3 separate regions of the Homo sapiens genome follow, and regions 1 and 3 are each linked to region 2. Evidence: chromatin contacts called from ENCODE Hi-C data. All regions are on one chromosome and are shown on one strand. Each heading gives the region's core, a stretch centred on a gene start or an enhancer-like site at or near the end of the contact. The rest is flanking DNA. Distances are from core to core; before and after follow the strand shown. Region 1 overlaps ST6GAL1 (ST6 beta-galactoside alpha-2,6-sialyltransferase 1). Region 2 overlaps DGKG (diacylglycerol kinase gamma). Region 3 overlaps ST6GAL1 (ST6 beta-galactoside alpha-2,6-sialyltransferase 1).

Region 1 (4,431 bases), core at 481-2,980, 870 kb after region 2:
AACACCACATGTTCTCACTCATAGGTGGGAATTGAACAGTGAGAACACATGGACACAGGAAGGGGAACATCACACACCGGGACTGTTGTGGGGTGGGGGGAACGGGGAGGGATAGCATTAGGAGATATACCTAATGCTAAATGATGAGTTAATGGGTGCAGCACACCAACATGGCACATGTATACATATGTAACAAACCTGCACGTTGTGCACATGTACCCTAAAACTTAAAGTATAATAATAATTAAAAAAAAAAAAAAGAATGAACCTATCGCATGAGTATTGGTGTAAGTTTTCTTACAGGCCCCGGGGCCACCACAAAGTAGAAGAACTCAACCTTCCCTATTCATTTCCTCACCTCCAACTCCCTTAGACTACCAGGACTTAGATCCTTTTGGGTATATATATACATATATATGTTTTATATATATACATATATACATGTTTTGCTTGTTTGTTTGTTTTTTGAGACAAAGTCTCGCTGTGTCACCCAGGATGGAGTACAGTGGCATGATCTCTGCTCACTGCAATCTCCGCCTCCAGGTTCAAGTGATTCTCCTGCCTCAGCCTCCTGAGTAGCTGGGACTACAGGTGCATGCCTCCACGCCTGGCTAATTTTTTGTATTTTTAGTAGAGACGGGGGTTTCACCATGTTAGCCAGATGGTCTTGATCTCCTGACCTCGTGATCTGCCCGCCTCGGCCTCCCAAAGTGCTGGGATTACAGGCATGAGCCACCGCGCCCAGCCTAAATGTTTTATATATATATATACACACACACATATACTCTATATATATATACACACACACATATATACACATATATATGTGTATATATATATATATATATAGAGAGAGAGAGAGAGAGAGAGAGAGAGAGTATATGTGTATATATTTTAACAAAAAAAGCCTGGGAGAACCATTGAATTTGAAACCACCAAATCTCAACAAGCCTTGAAATCTAACACTCAGTTTAAGGAAACACAGAGCAGAGAGGAGAACATTAAACAACACCCTGAGGAAGCCGTGAGCCAGGCTCAGAACATAAGCCACTCCACAGGAGAAATGACTTCATTTTTTCAACAAATATATGCCGTGGAAAAGAAGAAGTAAGGGAGCGAGGAACTCTTCTAGATAAGAGAGAATTGAAAATGGCACATCATCCAGTCATCCAAACAAAATGTCCTGTCCTTGTTTGGATCCCCTTTTGAGCAGGTTAGTGTAAAAGACATTATTGAGAGAATTGGTAAACATTTAAAGGTGGGTTGGATATTGGGTGATATTGGCATTGTGATCATATTGAATTATTATTTATATTCATATATTCTCTGGCAGAACCTGGTGCGTGTGTGTGTGTGTGTGTGTGTGTGTGTGTGTCTGTGTGTGTGTGTCTCACAGTGTAGAGAATCTGAGGGTCTACGTTCTCAATTCTCCCAGGGGTGGTACGATTCTGCCAGGGGTGGTACGTAGGTAATTCTCGATGCCATGGGAGTTAGTTGATGCGTTGCATACAATGGAGGTCTTAGGACATTAAGGCTTAATTTTTTGTTGGATCCGCAGTTGGGAAGAGCTGGTAGCAGGAAACTGATACAAAGTCTGGCGTTTGCTTTAAATTACTCCAAGAAAAATCGAAGCAGTGTAGTAAAGATTAGGAGGTGAGACAGTTCCTCTTTCTGAGGAGATGGCGGGCCCGTTTTCTTCTTTGTCTGGCTCTCTGTAGCATAGGGGTGTGGTGTAGTGTAGGGATGTGGAGGAAAGAGTGGGTAGCTGTGTTGCTGGGGAGGGGTGAAGTGTTTTTTCCACTCTCTATATAGGCCCTTCCTGCGCTCTCCTCTGCTTAATGCTGATTTACCAAGCGGAGTGCAAATTGTGTGGTGAGCATGTGGGAGATGCCTCCTGGGGCTGGGGTGTGTAGTGGGGAGTGGGCATTATACAGAAAGGGAATTCATGGGGCACGAAAGGCCTACTTTTTGCCAGGCACCTGTCAAATAGGAAGGCAGATATTTCTATGAATACAAGTCTGTCTGTCTGTGCATGGGGTGCAAGGGTGAAGACAGTAGCAAATGGCTCATGATTTCCCTTTGCCATGGCTGTGTCAATCTGGAGTTCAGAGCTCTCCTAATCAGTTCCGAGTGGTTGGCTCTGGTCAGGGACCGCAGCCTGACCTCATGGTGGGGACACAACACCCCCCAACAAAGTTCTGTTCTCCAGACTCTTAGAAAACCTCTGGGGAAATGTACTCAGGGAAATGTTCTGAGGACTTCATTATCAGTGCTGCCTGGCTGGGAAAAGATGTAATCTCTGGTAAGAGACCCTTGGCAGGAGTGAAAGCCCTTTATCTTCAGGGCTTTGCTCTGGGCAGGATCTCCCCCTCCCCACCATGAGCCATGCAGGTGGGCCTGTCCTCAGGTAAACACTTGCCAACAGTCACAGCCTCTCAGGCACTGCGCGCCCCTCATGGCTTCCTTTCTTTCACTGTCTTCTCAGATTCACCAGCTACAAGTCGGTTTCTTGTTGCATATCATGCTTCTGACCTTTGCTGCGCTTTTGAGCAAAACGGTGACTTGTCAGAAATGTTTTGACAAATGATTAATGTTTTGACCCATGTTGGTTCCCGCTTGATAGAGCTCGGTGGGTAGGAGCTGGGGTGGTAGAGCCAGACAGCCTGGGCAGGCTCCTCTGGGGACTCTGTGAAGCACATGGTGATAACAGTGCTCGCCTTGGGCACTGTTGTTGCTGCAGGAATTAAATGAGCTTCACCAAATTACAGGACCTTTACTGCCTGTAAATTACTTAGCACATAGTAAAAGCTCATTAATTATTAGCTAAAATAAAGTGATAAAAATCTATCATTAAATTGTCAGCACAGCCCTGCAGAGGCAACCTTTTAAGTATTGTTATCCTTCGCAGATGAAGACACAAGGTTCACAGAAACTGACTAATTGGCCTAAGATAACTTACAGTACAAAAGCCAGGATTTCAATCTAGCTTTTTGAGACTAGAGCCTGAGTGAACTGTTTCTCCAAAGCCAAGGCTTCTCAAACTATTGGTGGTGAAGAACCAAATTTTTTTTCCCAATTCCTCTCACATCAGTAGTTACGTAAAATACAATAAAAATGGGGCCAGGTGCGGTGGCTCACGCCTGTAATCCCAGCACTTTGGGAGGCCGAGGCGGGTGGATCATGAGGTCAGGAGATCGAGACCATCCTGGCTAACACGGTGAAACCCCATCTCTACTAAAAACACAAAAACAAAATTAGCCAGGCATGGTGGCGGGCACCTGTAGTCCCAGCTACTGGGGAGGCTGAGGCGGGAGAATGGAGTGAACCCTGGAGGCAGAGCTTGCAGTGAGCCGAGATCTCACCACTGCACTCCAGCCTGGGCGACAGAGGGAGACTCTGTCTCCAAAAAAATAAATAAATAAATAAAAAATAAAAAATAAAATAAACAAATAAATAAAAAAGCATGGATTCCAGAATCATGAAATGAGAAAAAGGACATTTGAAATACAAGCCCCATTTTAAAAAGTATTGATCTAACAGGCATAAAATTACTCTTTAAAATTACTGTAAAAGTCACTTACACTCCATTTCTGTACTTTTCTCATCTTGCATCTTGAAAAGCTTTCTCAGCCTAGCACTTCTCTGCAGATCTCACTTTCAGTAGCACTGTTCTCAGCGACCTGTTTCTCACCACTTGCCTGAGAATTAATTACCTGGGGTGCTTATTAAATGCAGATTTCCAACTTCCCCCCAATATTCTCCCAACCTCCCAGACTACTTGAATCAGAATGATTGAGACAGAATTCAGGAACCCGCATTTTAACAAGTGATTTTAATAATTTGGGTGTGCTCTAAGTCTGAGAATCACTGTGCTCCTCAGTGTTGCCTCCTCTCTACAGATAACAGATAAGAGGGTAAATAGTGAAGTGAGTGCAGTGTTTTATTCCGGCCCCCCTTCTTGCCCCGTCTTCTTTTCTCAAAAAAAATTTTCAAAGGCTTCCTTTCTGTAGAAGCTCACTGACAGAACCGACTTTCCGGACTCAGTGCACTTCAACAAACAGGTATTGAGCTCAAACTGCAGGGGGCTGGGTAGGTGGAGAGCTGACCGCAAGATGCTCACAAGCAGTAGAGGGTGAGTATAGGTAGAGAAAGGGCAGGTCTAGGGCATTTCTGTGCATAAAGTGGGGCAGAAGAGAAGGAGCCAGCAACGAGACCAGTAAGGCATTACCGGTAAGGCAGAGAAAAGCCAGGAGAAGTATAGGTTTTGGAAGCTAGGTGAAGAATATGCATCAAGGAAGAGGAAGTTATGGACTGCTGATGAGCTGAATAAGATGAAGACTGAACATTGACCATTTGGTTAGCAATGTGGAGATCGTGGAGGTCCTTGTGACTCTGACAAGATCAGGTTCATGGAGATGGGGAGGCCTGGTT
Region 2 (4,125 bases), core at 694-3,193:
ACCCCTCTGCAGGAGCCCATTAGAGTAGCCTAAGTTCACAAACAGAGCAGCAGCACAATTAGAGCCCAGTTCTTCAGATTCCCAGCCTCCATTGCTCCTGGTCATTCCTGCCAAGGCAGTGCTGAGATGTCAATCAAGTGACCGAGGCTTTGGTCTGACCTCTGACCAAGCACCATTATGTGGAGAGTTCCCAATTGAGTGCCTTATGTATTTCCTCTTTTCTTGGCCTTCGAGGGAAGACCCCAAATTCTTTTTAAAACTTTTTTTTCTTTAAATTTTAGGGTTTATAAGTGTTTCCTCCTGTAAACTTTAAGTCAATCAGAAGTGAAAGACACTGATGTATTCTCATTTTTGCCTTTATTCCCAACCTTATCCTCAGGTCATGGCTTTGAAATAGTTAATTCCTACCTGAGTGTGGCCTTGCCACCTTAATAATCTACATTATCCATCCACAATATTTATTAAGTATGATAATGCTCAGAGTAGGACGATGAAGTGGGAACAGGAAGCAATTAGAATTCAAAGACCTGGGTTTGAGTCCAGACACTTCCACTTCTTTGCTGTGAACATTTAGATGAATCATTGACTCTTCAGAGCCAGTGCTTACTGAACTGTAAATGAGGAGGATAACATTTGTCTTATTTTCCTCACAAAGATCAAAGAATAGATTGTCAATGAAAGCCCACTGTAAACTGTAAAATGGAAAGTAACAGTTAGTAAAATCCTTGTCTTATGGAGAAAGAGAAGGAGAAAGATGGATGTCAAAAGAAACAGAACCTATGAACTCATTCTTGTGGTTTTTACCACATTATAGGAAATGACAGTGTGACCGCAGGGAACAACAGAACTCTTGAACACAGAACCATCAACGAGTTTAAATCAATGTCGGCTAAACCAAGTGGTGTCCAAAACAAGGTGGGCATGGAATGAGAAAAGTCTGATGGGAACAAGGAGGAAAGAATTTTAAAATCTGAAGGAAGGAAAGGAAATGTGTTGATGAAAAGGGAGTGGGTAGAGAAGTCACAGATGAGCAGGTTGAGTTCAGGGCAAACTATGAGAAATGTGGTCATGGACACAGGTGGGGCAGCTGGTGTGGGGTTTTAAAGGGAGGCAGAAAGACTGGGTTCACATGAAGAAATGAGGAAGCATGAGAGATGGCATTCTGTGCTGGAGAATAACATGACACAAAAGAAAAGAGTTTGAGGGAAATTATTTAACAGCTGTTGTCAAGGTGAGCTGGGGTAGTGAGTGCCTGGCTAAGAGGGCACTACTGTAAGCCAGGTTTACATTGAAAGGGCTCCAGGAACTGTAATCCCAGCACTTCGGGAGGCTGAGATGGGCGGATCACTTGAGCCCAGGAGTTTGAGACCAGCCTGGCCAACATGGTGAAACCCCGTTTGTACTAAAAATACAGAAATTAGTTGGAGGTGGTGGCAGGCACCTGTAATCCCAGCTACGTGGGAGGCTGAGGTAGGAGAATCACTTGAACCCGGGAGGCGGAGGTTGTGGTGAGCCAAGATTGCACCACTGCACTCCAGCCTGTGCGACAGAGAGAGACTCCATCTCAAAAAAATAAAATAAAAATAAAGGGCTCCAGGAAATGGAAGGGAAGGATAGAACCAGAAGACACTGTGGACAATTAGCATAACCTGGTGCTAAAAGCTGAAAATGATCCTTATGTTGGCTTCCACCAGCCCAGAGACCTAAAAGGGGAGAGAGTCTCTGTTTTTTGATAGTCACCAGAGGAGAAAACCGAGAATGCATCAACATCATTTTGTGCTGTGTGTCTTATTGTGGGCATTATGTTTATCCCAGGACGCACGGAAGCGAGGCATAGGCTGGAGACTGGAGACTCGGACAGCACTTATCTGTGGCATGCAATGTAGCATTCTTTGTTCCCCTGTGGAACACGTTTGTGGCATGTTCCCCTGTGGTCAGCCTTCTCTCACTCCTGATCTCCCATGCCCATGAGGGGAAGGACTTCAGCTTATTCACCACGGCACTCTCTGAGCCAGTGCAGTGCCTGTTCAGGGTACAACACACTGTGGAAGTACTGACTGATAAGCCCTACGTGCTGGCAGTGGAGATGGCTCTGTTGGAAGCAGAGGATGGTAGCTGGTGCCTACATTTCCCGCTGGTAGAGCCCCTCCCCCACATTTTTTTATTTTTGAGACAGAGTCTCGCTCTATCACCCAGGCTGGAGTGCAGTGATGCAATCTCGGCTCACTGCAACCTCCACCTCCCAGGTTCAAGCGATTCTTCTGCCTCAGCCTCCTGAGTAGCTGGGACTACAGGTGCTTATCACCATGCCTGGCTAATTTTTTTATTTTTAGTAGAGACGGGGTTTCACCATGTTGGCCAGGATGGTCTCGATCTCCTGACCTCATGATCCGCCCGTGTCGGCCTCCCAAAGTGCTGGGATTACAGGCACCAGCTGCCGCGCCCGGCCTTTTTTTTTTTTTTTTTTTTATTTAGATGACACAAGACCCTTGCTTCTCTTTTTTATCCCTTTAGCTGAGCTATTTATTTGCTAGTTAGTACCTCCAGGGCACGGAAGAGGAAGTAAAACTCAAATCTCTCCTGCTTGTTTTTCAGCGGTTCTGACAAAGGTCTTGACAGGGTAGGAGTCTGGGGCTCCTGGGTAACATAATATTTTGGTCAGCTTTGTGGATTCTATTACTATAGAACCGAAAGAAGTATGAAATCATATCCTCATTTCCAGTCAAAGAGATATCAGTCCCTTACCCTCAAATTAGGGGCTAGCAGGTAAAATAGTTATGATCCTATTTTAGGAGGTAGTTGGATGTGGCTAAGCCTGCCTTTTCAAACCCTGATAGAAAGAGGTCATCCCACGTTTCTGTAGTTAGCACCCAAGCTTCTTTGGTAATTGGGCGAGTCAGGCCATTAACTAAAGTCTCCATGATTTTCTTAAAAACTATTCACATCACTGACAGCACCTGGCCAAGTGCTAAGATCAGCAGCTTAGTGCATAGTTTTCTGTTTGATCACAGAGAGAATTGATACACTAGACTCTTGCATGATAGTTCGAAGTTCACAAAACTATTACAGCATGTAATTTCCCCTTTAAAATAGAATAAAAATGTGAACTTCACTAGTGCTGGGGATTGACTTTGTTGGGGGCTGTTTTCTGCAAACCAACACATTCTTATTACTTCAAGAGAAGCAAGAGATTGAGGGACTTCTTCCTGAATGTTGCCTTCTCAGGGTGTGTAATTCAGATAATGCCTAGTAAAATGGCCAATAACCTGAAGTGTGAACCCTTCCCAAACCATTTGAAAGGTGTCTGAGGGGCCAGGCGCGGTGGCTCACGCCTGTAATCCCAGCACTTTGAGAAGCCCAGAGGGGCAGATCGCATGAGCGCAGGAGTTCAAGACCAGCCTGGGGAACATGGTGAAACTTCGTCTCTACAAAAAATACAAAAATTAGCTAGACGTGGAGGCGCGCCCTTAGCTACTTGGAAGGCTGAGGTGAGAGGATCGCTTGAGCCTGGGAGGTCGAGGCGGCAGTGAGCCGTGTTCTCGCCACTGTACTCCAGCCTGGGTGACAAAGTGAGACCTTGTCTCAACAACAACAAAACAACAAAAAAGAAAAGTGTCTGAGGTCTGCTGTAATTTGAACTGGAGATGCATAGAAAGGCACAAATCTGGAAGGTCTCAAATAGTCTCTGCGATATTTTAAAAGTTAAAGAAATATGGTGAGCCTAAGGGAGGAGGAAGGTTTGCATGGCTTTCCGGTCTTAGTTGTTTCCGGGCTCTCCAAGATCCTAGAATGTGCTGCTTCCTGACAGTGTTTCCTGCCATCAGAGGCCTTCGAATGTAAATGGACAAGGCCAGGCGCAGTGGCTCACACCTGTAATCCTGGCACTTTGGGAGGCCGAGGTGGGGCAGATCACCTGAGGTCAGGAGTTTGAGACCAGCCTCGCCAACATGGTGAAATCCCGTCTCTACTAAAAAATACAAAAATTAGCCAGGTGTGGTAGTGGGCGCCTGGAATTCCAGCTACTTGGGAGGCCAAGGCAGGAGAATCACTTGAACCTGGGAGGCACAGGTTGCAGTGAGCCGAGATCGTGCCATTGCACTCCAGCCTAGACAACAGAGCGAGACT
Region 3 (4,040 bases), core at 1,314-3,813, 850 kb after region 2:
GTATTCTTGTAATAAAGTAAGCTAGGGAAAAGAATGTTAGGAAAATCATAAGAAAGAGAAAATGTATTTATTATTTAGTAAGTGGAAGTGGATCCTCATAAAGGTCTTCATCCTCATCATCTTCACATTGAGCAGGCTGAGGAGGAGGAAGAGGAGGGATTGGGTTTGTTTCAGGAATGGCAGAGGTAGAAGGAGGGCGAGGGGGAGGCAGGAGAGACAGGCACACTTAGTGTAACTTTTATTGAAAAAATCTGCATATAAATGGAACTGTGCTGTTTAAGGATCAACTGTATTTTATTTAACTCAATATATTCAAAATACTCTTACTTTCTCATGTAATCAATATAAAATTACGAATCATACTTTCTACATTCCTTTTTCCATAAGAAATCTTCAGTGTGTATTTTTACACTTACAGCACGTCTCATCTGGCCTAGCCACATCTGGCTAGTGGCTGTTGCATTGTGGAGCCCAGTTCTAAGCATTTTACGTATATTATTTCATATAGTTCAATAATCACGTGAAAAGTTTATTACAGAACTATCTAATGGTTGAGGAAATGAAGCCCAGAGAGGTTAGGTAACTTGCCTGGGGGGCACGAAGCTGGAAAGCAACAGAACTGGATCCTGGCCTCTCCCTCCTCTTCCCACTGTGGCCAACTGCCAGCCGACCAGGAAGGGGGCCCGGGGGCAATGCAGGGGTATCTTATTTCCAAACCATTGTTAAACTTGCTCTTGTGGAGGCAGCTGGCCCTGGGGAAGTAAAGGGAATCCTCCTTTTTAAATGCATATGCGAAAGTTAAGGGAATCCTTTCACTAGGCGGTAAGCCTCTGTCTAGGGCCGTGGGACCATTAACACCACTCGCCTCGTAGAAGGTGTGTGTCATTCAAGGTGATAATGCATAGGAACAGCTCAGCTATGTCAGGGCCAGGCCATTATGGGTGCTGAATAAATGTGTTTCTGTCCCCTATGCTAAGGCAAGACATCCGGGGAAGAAGTAGGCCCGGATTTGTCGCCTTGAAGGAAGACTACTATAATCTCTTTTTTTTTTTTTTTTGAGACGGAGTCTCACTCCGTAGCCCAGACTGGAGTGCAGTGGCACGATCTCGGCTCACTGCAAGCTCCGCCTCCCTGGTTCAGGCCATTCTCCTGCCTCAGCCTCCCGAGTAGCTGGGACTACAGGAGTGCACCACTGCGCCTGGCTAATTTTGTATTTTTAGTAGAGATGGGGTTTCACCGTGTTAGCCAGGATGGTCTCGATCTCCTGACCTCATGATCCTCCCGTCTTGGCCTCCTAAAGCACTGGGATTACAGTCATGAGCCACCGTGTCCAGCCAAGACTACTATATTCTAATGGAGGGTAAGTGGAGTAGGAGGGCCATGTGCGTGCTCTGGGGGCAACAAACTTGGTGCTAAACTTGTTTTTCTTGTTTTACTCACAAACATTATGACAGCAGTAAAGATACACTTTTATTTATTTATATTTTTTTTAGAGACAGAGTCCTCCTCTGTTGCCCAGGCTGGAGTGGCTATTGTAGTTCACTGCAGCCTTGAACTTGTGGGCTTGGGATCCTCCTGTCTCAGCCTCCTGAGTAGCTGGGACTATAGGCGTGCACTATCACACTGAGCTATTTTAAGAACATTTTTGTAGAGTATGTTGGCCAGACGGATCTTGAACCTCTGGCCTCCAGCATTCTTCCTGCCTTGGCCTCTCAAAGTGATGGGATTCATAAGCATGAGTCATGGTGCCCAGCCAAGATACATTTTTAAAATGTATCCTGCCTCCTGACACATTACTGTTCACTTGTAACAATGGTCACTTGTAATCATAGTCTGTTTGCAAAGCAAGCTTTTAATAGAATTACAATTTTAGTGTTGACCAAAAGTTTATTTTGGGCCGGATGTGGTGGCTCACGTCTGTAATCTCAGCACTTTGGGAGGCTGAGGTGGGTGGATCACCTGAGGTTAGGAGTTCGAGACCAGCCTGGCCAACATGGTGAAACCCCATCTCTACTAAAAATACAAAAAAAAAAAAAAAAAATTAGCTAGGCTTGGTGGAGGTGCCCGTAATCCCAGCTACTCGGGAGGCTGAGGCAGGAGAATCGCTTGAACCCGGGAGGCCGAGGTGGCAGTGAGCCAAGATTTTGCCATTGCACTCCAGCCTGGGTGACAAGATCGAGACTCTGGCTCAAAAAAAAGTTTATTTTGTTTCTATAAACATTGTTTTTCATCTTTATAGTGCATGTCTTTTGTTAATGGCTTCATAGGCAATCGATGGACTTCTGGATCACAATTTTGCTTGTTCCTATGGCTAGATATTTAGGTTGTTCCAAATTTTCTCAGCATTACATTTGATGCTACAGTAGGCACCCACACATTTATGTTTCTTTTCTGTTTTTCAACTATTGTTGGTTGTTCTGAGGTATTTTCGTAAGGTTTCACTTCTGTTTTCCCAGCCATGAGTGATACATGAGCACAACTGTTTTGCTATTAATCACCAGCATTGGGTGTGAAAATTTACTCAAAGTTTTGCTAAATTTAACTGGAGTAGAAATGGGCCATGCATTTGTGCGTACTTCCCCAGATGCTTTTTAGAACAGTGCTTGTGTAACTGACCAGAGTGTCAGGTGAGGCCATTGTTGGCAGAAAGGTGCCTTCCTCGGGAGAAGGTGGGTTACACAGCTTTTCTTTGCAGATGAATGGTGAGAGCCAAACCCGAAGACCCACAGGTTTCAAGCTGGCCATGTGGCTTCACTAAGTTTGGCCTCAACTTCCCACAGTGGCACAGAAGCGAGGTAGAACTCAGTGTTCCTACCCGAACCCTGGACATTCTGAAATGTCCACAGCCCGAGGAAAGGGATGACCTGCATGTCACTTTCCATACCCTCCACTGCACATAGATCTGTCTCAGGCATTGAATCAGAGGGATGTGTGACTTTGGACAAATTATTTTACCTTTCTCTGCCTCATTTCTTCATCTAAAATCAGGTGACAGCAATGTCTCCCTGTAATATTGCAGTGGGGATTAAATCTGTTAATACTTGAAAAGTGCTGAGATCAGTGCCTGGCACATAAGTAGTGCTCAATAACTGTTGTAAACCTGGGTTTGGATCTCACTTCCATTGCTTTCTGGAGGCCCACTTTGGTCAAATGGCTGACCTTTCTGGACTTCAGCTTCATCTGTAAAATGGGATTATGGCATCTACTTCAGCATCATGTTAGGGGTTTAAGTGAGAAAATGCATTTCACACAGTGTCCTGCACATAAAGGGCCCACCATATATGTAATGAAAAACAAACAAACGGCCGGGCTCAGTGGCTCACTCCTGTAATCTCAGCACTTTGGGAGGCCCAGGCGGGCAGATCACGAGGTCAGGAGTTTGAGACCAGCCTGGTCAACATGGTGAAACCCCGTCTCTACTAAAAATACAAAAATTAGCCGGGTGTGGTGGCGCGCGCCTGTAATCCCAGCTACTCAGGAGGCTGAGGCAGGAGAATTGCTTGAACCCGGGAGGCGGAGGTTGCAGTGAGCCGAGATCACGCCACTGCACTCCAGCCTGGACAACAGAGTGAGACTTTGTCTCAAAAAAAAAAAAAAAACCCAAAAACAAAACAAACAAACAATGTTTTTAGCTTTATTTTCTACTCTACCAAAGAGAGAGCTTTGTTGCCTTATATTGGTGTTGTAATTAGCTGTTAGATCTGACCATATTTTCTGTTATGGTGTATTTTTAAGTCCACATTCTAGGTTTAAGGCCATCTTGAAACAAATGGGAGGCAAATCAACATTTTCGTGTGTCTGAAGCTTTTAATGTAATTTTGTTTTGGAGATGAATGAGCTCATAATTCCACAAAGAAGGGATGATATTTCATATACTTATTAGTTTAGTGATTTCCCTCCCACACTTAGTGTCAAACTGTCAGGTTTATGGAAGCTATCAAATGTTTCTTTATGCTCAGCAGCACAGATCAAAGTTGTCTACATGATAAGGTAAAAAACATATTCTTTAGGAAATGCAAAGAAATGACCCAAAAGACCCT

Evidence for each region. A loop is a pair of places that touch in the nucleus more often than their neighbours do. Pooled maps may share reads with other maps.
Region 1: a loop to region 2 is called in a pooled map, with 3 times the contacts of the local background. The contact joins two enhancer-like sites. A Hi-C loop is called at or near these places in 2 of 37 single-sample maps with no recorded cell type and 3 of 50 pooled maps.
Region 3: a pooled map shows a loop between it and region 2 (4-fold over the local background). The contact joins two enhancer-like sites. A Hi-C loop is called at or near these places in 2 of 37 single-sample maps with no recorded cell type and 3 of 50 pooled maps.

Annotation. Positions count from the first base shown.
Region 1 is chr3:187,023,646-187,028,076 of GRCh38, forward strand. The region is part of intron 2 of ST6GAL1 (ST6 beta-galactoside alpha-2,6-sialyltransferase 1); the gene reads left to right. Among named protein-coding and RNA genes, the nearest start is that of ST6GAL1, 95 kb to the left of the region's middle. RefSeq lists a silencer at 573-662 and an enhancer at 2,216-2,545. Within about 2 kb of position 1,731, at least 6 of the 41 ENCODE cell types and tissues checked have a DNase peak (open chromatin) inside an H3K27ac peak, as active enhancers do.
Region 2 is chr3:186,150,513-186,154,637 of GRCh38, forward strand. The region is part of intron 24 of DGKG (diacylglycerol kinase gamma); the gene reads right to left. Among named protein-coding and RNA genes, the nearest start is that of ETV5, 43 kb to the left of the region's middle. Within about 2 kb of position 1,944, at least 4 of the 41 ENCODE cell types and tissues checked have a DNase peak (open chromatin) inside an H3K27ac peak, as active enhancers do.
Region 3 is chr3:186,998,373-187,002,412 of GRCh38, forward strand. The region is part of intron 2 of ST6GAL1 (ST6 beta-galactoside alpha-2,6-sialyltransferase 1); the gene reads left to right. Among named protein-coding and RNA genes, the nearest start is that of ST6GAL1, 70 kb to the left of the region's middle. RefSeq lists enhancers at 1-888, 889-1,779, 2,318-2,537, 2,548-2,597, 2,738-2,857. Within about 2 kb of position 2,564, at least 10 of the 41 ENCODE cell types and tissues checked have a DNase peak (open chromatin) inside an H3K27ac peak, as active enhancers do.